2 separate regions of the Homo sapiens genome follow, and region 1 is linked to region 2. The links are chromatin contacts, found by Hi-C in ENCODE. All regions are on one chromosome and are shown on one strand. The core of a region is the stretch at or near the end of the contact, and the rest is flanking DNA. Distances in the headings are between cores, read along the strand shown. Region 1 overlaps RBFOX3 (RNA binding fox-1 homolog 3). Region 2 overlaps DNAH17 (dynein axonemal heavy chain 17).

Evidence for each region. Hi-C counts contacts between places; a loop is a spot of excess contacts on that map. Pooled maps may share reads with other maps.
Region 1: a map with no recorded cell type shows a loop between it and region 2 (10-fold over the local background). The contact joins two enhancer-like sites. A Hi-C loop is called at or near these places in 2 of 37 single-sample maps with no recorded cell type and 2 of 50 pooled maps.

The regions. Positions count from the first base shown.
Region 1 is chr17:79,339,018-79,342,557 of GRCh38, reverse strand. The region is part of intron 2 of RBFOX3 (RNA binding fox-1 homolog 3); the gene reads left to right. Among named protein-coding and RNA genes, the nearest start is that of ENGASE, 270 kb to the right of the region's middle. RefSeq lists an enhancer at 1,646-1,695. Within about 2 kb of position 2,142, at least 3 of the 41 ENCODE cell types and tissues checked have a DNase peak (open chromatin) inside an H3K27ac peak, as active enhancers do.
Region 2 is chr17:78,473,159-78,476,624 of GRCh38, reverse strand. DNAH17 (dynein axonemal heavy chain 17) reads left to right here. Exons shown (of 81, transcript NM_173628.4): 52 at 1-53; 53 at 792-956; 54 at 1,156-1,347. Among named protein-coding and RNA genes, the nearest start is that of DNAH17-AS1, 10 kb to the left of the region's middle. RefSeq lists enhancers at 1,023-1,082, 1,633-1,682. Within about 2 kb of position 1,829, at least 4 of the 41 ENCODE cell types and tissues checked have a DNase peak (open chromatin) inside an H3K27ac peak, as active enhancers do.

The DNA of each region.
Region 1 (3,540 bases), core at 893-3,392, 870 kb before region 2:
GGGAGGGGATTCATTGCAGGCTTTGGGATCCCATGGCTCTCCTGTAGCCCAGGACTTAGGTTCTGGAGGCCCGAGGTGCTCACCTCACTTCTCCTGCTTAACATATTGCCTTTCTCAGCAAGTGAAGGCTCCAGCATTTAATCAGACGAGAGAGAGAGACTTCGACTCTGACCAACATCCACCAGCCAAAAGGAGAAAAAAACAACAAATGCCCAACAAAATACAAATAAATTTCTCTAAAAGTGCAGTTGTTGGGAAAAAGAAAAGGCGGTTTGTCAGGCTGACATCAGAGTAGCCGCAGTCACCCTGACAAGCCGCAAAGTCTAATGTTTTATTCACCAGGCCTGAAAAATAACTTCCCAACAAGGGCCCCATAAATAAACCAGTGTGATGAATATTACACGAAATAAAAACTGATAAAGCAAAGGCCCTAAACACGAGCTGCACCACGAGGTGAGGGAAGCACATGGCTTTTATCGCCTCTAATGCCAGGTGACAGGTTGGGCCAGGCTGCCCCCAGCTCACAGGGAGGCTGGGAGGGGGCCGGGGAGGGGGCCAGCCATGGAGGACACCCTCTTGCCCCAGCCTTGGGGGCCAAAGCCAAAATTTTCCAAATGAATTCCACTTTTCATCTCTTTTCACATTAGCGCATCACCTGCATTCACGGATAGAGTTATTTCCATCTATTAGGAGCCACCGGCTGCAAATTGTTTTTCCCTTAGCCCTGGCTTGGGGGTTTGCAGGGGCACATGGTTTATGAGAGCAGACAGGCTCGCCACTCCTCTTTCTGTTAAGATGGTTATGCAGGGAGCCTGGAGCTCAGAACTCAGAAAGGGAGCAAGGGAGACGCTCCCTGGCTCTGTCCCCCATGCACACACCAAGGGGCAGTGACTGCTTCTCCAGGTAGAGAAATGGACCCTAAGGCTTTCCAAGGTGCCAACAAGGAGCCTCCATGTGCACAGCCCATGTGGCGTGTAGGACAGCCGTGCCCCAGCCCCAGCCATGCTGCCTAGCCTCAGCTCCCCTGGCTTCCAACACCCGCCACTGTGCTGTAATTGCCGGACCCCCAGCAACAGCCTCCCACGAACTCAATTAGTTACGCACGAAGAGGGCACAACTTGGTGATAGGTATATGAATAATGGGAAGTTGTAAACAAGGTATGAAGCTGTATAGTATGAGGAAGTAAAAAAGGAGGCTGCAAAAAAGTGGGCTGTGGCATATGAATTGGACATTTCTGTGCATGCATACACACATGAGACATGAACACATGCCTACATTTCTGTGTGCACACCTGTGCACACACATGTACACACACACCTGTGTACCCCTGCCTGCATTCCTGTGTGCATGACTCTCTGCACACACCCACGCCTACAGGTGTGCATGACTGTGTACACACTGTGCATACGTGCATGTCTGCCTTCCCGTGTGCATGTCTGTGCACTCACATGACTGCACACACACCCGCAAACACTCAGAGGTATTTGAATCTTTTCTTCAGATGACTGTTTTGGGGAACCAACTGCTGAGCCCAGAGGCTGTCATTATGTTTGTTTGAGTCCAGAGCTTGACTTGCAGGTGTAACTGTTTCTCCATTGCTTAGACACAGAACTGAAACTCAATGCTTCTCCATTCTGAAAGGTTTTCAAACAGGAAGGGGTGGTGTTTGGGGGCATTTTTTCTGATTCAAGTACCACAGTTGTTTATAAATACACCCTTTCCCAGCCCTCTCCGGCATGCTGACTCTGAGGAATTTGCTTTCATGGTTAGCAATGGAATCCAGATGTTCATTACAGATGTTTTCATCTTTTTTCTTTTCCTTACTTTTTTTTTTCATTCATCGGATGAAGTCAGGCTGTCATGAAAAACTGCAAGTGCTTGCGTCTCCAGGTTTCTGAGTGCCAGACCCGTGTCATGAAACAGGCAATAATTACATGCTCATCAAGCATGTGGGTTGCCTTTAATCACCCCCAAATCATGTCGCTTTTCAGACACACCAGGATGTGCAGTGAAGTCACTCTGCCCCATGCAGCTGGGGAGGTGTGGAGGGGAACACACTCCATCTTTACACAGAACTCTGAAAATCACAGGGCGGCTCAGGCTGTAAGCCCAGGAACCCTGCCCCATGGGGAAGAACGAATAGAAGCTTTCACTTCTGGGAGGTGGGGCTTGCGGAAGGCAGCTGCTGGCAGCCTGGCTCCCAACATAGATTCTATCATGCTCAGAGAGTTTTGTTTTTGTTTTTTGTTTTTTTTTTTGAGATGGAGTCTCACTCTATTGCCCAGGCTGGAGTGCAATGGTGTGATCTCGGCTCACTGCAACCTCCACCTCCCGGGTTCAAGCAATCCTCCTGCCTCAGCCTCCCAAGTAGCTGGGATTACAGGCGTGCACCACCACACCTGGCTAATTTTTGTATTTTTAGTAGGGACAGGGTTTCACCATGTTCGTCAGGCTGGTCTCGAACTCCTGGCCTCAGGTGATCTGCCCGCCTTGGCCTCCCAAAGTGCTGGGATTACAGGTGTGAGCCGCCGTGCCCGGCCCATGCTCAGAAGTTTAACATCAGTAGGGTACAGGACTCTGAAAGACAGAGGGAGAACAGGGGGCATCAGCAGGACTCTGCTTCTCTGCTAGCTGTTTGTCCTGGTCACCAGTTACTGCTGCATTTCAGCAAGGGCTGGAGTCGTAGAATGTAGGTGCTAGAAAGGAACTGCACACCTGTTCAATCCAGTCCTGTTTTATGCCAAAAAAAATTCTGAATCAAATAGGAGAAGGGACTTGAGTGACTTGTCTAAGGTTAGGACCAAAATGAGGACCCAGACCCCAACTTCCAGGCCAACAGTTGCTGTGCCAGCCCGAGTTATCGTCTCCCAGCACAGCTCTTCTCTCAGCAGGGCCTCCAGACCGGCAGGCTCAGAACCTTCTTGAAACTTGTTTAAAAGCAAATTAGCAGACCCCATTCCACACATACTGAATCAGAAACTCTGGGAATGGGGCCCAGCAGTCTGTGTTTTAAGGAACCACTTCCTCCTTCCCTCCCACCAGCTCCAATAAGGAACCCACCCAGCTCCAGTGAGAATCTGTCTTTCTACTGAGCTCGTGGGTGAGGCTGGTGTTGCACTGTGCCTTTTCTTGAGGTAGGCGATGGGTAATTCTCACTTTGAGAACAATGGTTTTCCAAGCTTCAGCGCGACTAAGAATCAATGCTGGACACAGTGGCTCATGCCTGTAACCCCAGCGCTTTGGGAGGCCGAGACAAGAGGATCACTCGAGCTCAGGACTTCAAGATCAGCCTGGGCAACACAGCAAAACCCTGTCTCTACAAACAAATTTAAAAATTATCCGAGTGTGGTGGTGCATGCCTGTAGTCCCAGCCACTCAGGAGGCTGAGGCGGGAGGATTGCTTGAGCCTGGAAGATCGAGGTGGCAGTGAGGTATGATTGCATCACTGTACTCTAGCCTGGGCAACAGAGTGAGACTGTCTAAAAAAAAAAAAGAAAAGAAAAGAAAGCAATCACCTGCACAACTTGGTAAATAGATTT
Region 2 (3,466 bases), core at 580-3,079:
ACCAGGAAACATTGCATAGAGTCACCATGGCCTCCACCAAGAAGTTCTTTGATGTAAGTCAAGCTGCCCAGTCCCTCTGCCGAGCCCAGAATGGCTCCAGGAGGGTGGAGTGTCGGCGGCCAATGAGAACTGCAGCCCTCTCAGAAGGGCCCTTTGTTGGGGGTGGGAAGATCCGTGTTAGGTTCCACGCGATCATTCCAGCAAGTGGCTGTGGATCCGAGGGTTCCACGCGATAACTCCGGCACGTGGCTGTGGGTCCGAGGGTTCCACGCGATAACTCCGGCACGTGGCTGTGGGTCCGAGGGTTCCACGTGATAATTCCGGCACTTGGCTGTGGGTCCGAGGGTTCCACGCGATAACTCTGGCACGTGGCTGTGGGTCCGAGGGTTCCACGCGATAACTCCGGCACGTGGCTGTGGGTCTGAGTGAGGAGGAATTGAGTGCTCAGTAGATCAGGGTGTGATCACCTCCCTCTGTCCACTTGGGGTGGAGAAAGGCCCTGCTTGGCTCTGTGTGCCTCGCTGGTGTGTCCCGTGTGTTCTTGGTGGAATCATTTCTTTGGACTATGAATTCATTTCTGATACAGTGGGGATCAGACCCTCCCACTCTAGGAAATTTTGCCCCAGTGGTTTGCTGGGCCCACGGCAGCAGGTTTGGGCCCCTGGAGACTTGGCCTGGGACCCCGTGGTGACCTCCTAGGCCACCTTGGCAAAGTACTGAATTGCTGTTAACTATCTGTGTGGTCATGGTGGCAAAAACCGGAAGTATCGTCTTTTTTTTTCTTTTTCTAGGATCTTGGTGATGAACTCTTATTTGCCAAGCCAAATATCTTCTGCCACTTTGCTCAAGGGATTGGCGATCCCAAATATGTTCCTGTAACCGACATGGCTCCTCTGAACAAGCTCCTCGTGGACGTCCTGGACAGCTACAATGAAGTTAATGCAGTCATGAATTTGGTGAGCAGGCTGGAGCTGATAGCAAGGGCACGGGACCTGGACCGGGTCACCCTCTCCGGTTGCATTATCGACATCCGAGTGGCATTGTGTGGGGCTGCGTGGCACACAGTGCACACCTCAGCATGTGCAGAGTCCGTGCTGGTGACAGAGGTGATTCCAGGTGCTACAAGATGTTGTGGGATCTCTCCGGTTTCTGCAGGTGCTGTTTGAGGACGCCGTGGCTCACATCTGCAGGATTAATCGCATCCTGGAGTCTCCCCGGGGGAATGCCCTGCTGGTGGGGGTGGGCGGCAGTGGCAAACAGAGCCTCTCCCGCCTGGCAGCGTACATCAGCGGGCTTGACGTGTTTCAGATCACCCTCAAGAAGGGCTACGGGATCCCCGACCTCAAGGTGAGAGCTTACTGTTCAATAGGCTGCCTTTCAGGGTAGGGTCAGGGAGTAAAGAAAAACTTCACTCCCTTTTCCAAAATGAAGCCAGCGAGTACAGGGAATCCGAGCATCACCAATAGTCCTTATCCAAAGGGTCTTTATCTTAGAAAGCAGAGGCCAGAAAACCTTCCAGCCAGCGTGCGTGCCCGTGTGACTGAGGTGAAGAGTGTGAAACCTTCCAGCCCGTGTGACTGAGGTGAAGGGTCTGAAACCTTCCAGCCAGTGTGCATGTCCATGTGACTGAGGTGAAGCGTGTGAAACCTTCCAGCCCATGTGACTGAGGTGAAGGGTCTGAAACCTTTCGGCCCGTGTGACTGAGGTGAAGCGTGTGAAACCTCCCGGCCCATGTGACTGAGGTGAAGGGTGTGAAATCTTCCGGCCCGCATGACTGAGGTGAAGAGAGTGAAACCTTCCGGCCAGTGTGTGTGCCCGGGTGACTGAGGTGAAGAGTGTGAAACCCTCCAGCCCGCGTGACTGAGGTAAAGGGTGTGAAATCTGGCCAGTGTGACTGAGGTGAAGGGTGTGAAACCTTCCAGCCAGTGTGCGTGTCCGTGTGACTGAGGTGAAGAGTGTGTCTGTCAACTACTCGATGGACACAAGTCCACAGAATCAACCCAGATCACAGAGGCAGAGAGGTTGGATCCCTGCCCTTGGTCACTGAGTGTTCCAAATTGTTACCTATTCTCTCCAGACTACAGAATTCAGAGCCATGACTGGGTGTCTAACTGCATGCCTGAGATGCTGAATGGCTGCTTTTGGAATGAATGAAATAAACATTAGACTAAACATAAGGTCTCCCATGCCCAACACACACTGCTGAGGGTTTTTATTGATTTCTTGTTCCTGAAAATCTGCTCTCCCAGGCAACTGCGTGCCATTAGTTCAGAAGGAATCATCGTGCTTGAGATTAGACCTGAAATCGATTGGGCCGTCCTACACGGCCATGCCTTCTCTGTGTGCTGGGGCCGCTGTTGTGGGGCCAGGACGATGCCAGACCCAAGGGGGAACCTAAGGGGACCCTCCCGCAGTACGTGGCCCTCAGACAGTCGCTGGGCTGGTGGCTTTAGCAGGCAGACCTGGAGCCAGTGATGCTGGGAGCAGTGGGAGGTGTCTGCAGGCAGAGACCCTGGAGGGGCAGTGCAGGCTGTGCCAGGGACGGCCAACCTCTGGGAGAGCCTCCAGTTTCTGGCTGGCTGTTCTCTGCCTTCCCAGCAGATTCTACTCCATGTATAAAGGGGCCGGCCTGCTCTTTTTTGAACTCCTCAGATGGGCACTCCTGAACACAGCCCTGTCCTCTGGACCCATGAGCGGTAGTGTGTCATGGGTTCTCAGCGCATCTGATGGAGTTAGTTCACATTGGTATCTGCGGCCACTCAAGTGTCATTTGAACCTGGAGCCGTATGGTTTTACTGAGCTTTCTCCATTGAAGTCTCTAGTCTATTAACTAAATCACGTTGGTTTACGTTCATGACGGCATCGTTTCCTTGCTCTGCGTCCCTGCGGGGATTTTCTCCCTGATCCTTCCTGTTGGGGCTGATTGTGGGTGCTCAGCCTCAGCCTCAGCCTCAGCGGTACTATTTTATTCATCAGCTGCTGTGGCTCTGTGATCTGGGCTGTGGAATTTCACTGTCCCTGCACCCATCACAAATCAGCTTTGCTATCACTGTCATTTCTTTTTTTTTTTTTTTTTTTTTTGAGACAGAGTCTCACTCTGTCGCCCAGGCTGGAGTGCAGTGGCGCGATCTCAGCTCACTGCAAGCTCCGCTTCCCGGGTTCACACCATTCTCCTGCCTCAGCCTCCTGAGTAGCTGGGACTACACGCGCCCGCCACCACGCCCGTCTAATTTTTTGTATTTTTAGTAGAGACGGGGTTTCACCGTGTTAGCCTGGATGGTCTCAATCTCCTGACCTCGTGATCTGCCCGCCTCAGCCTCCCAGAGTGCTGGGATTACAGGCGTGAGCCACTGCGCCCGGCCATCACTGTCATTTCTTAAGCCGCTTCTGTGGATTCAGAACTAAGGGCAGAGGTAAACAGGGCTATAAGTTCCTGAATTGTATTGGGGGAGCTAGACTCCTGAGC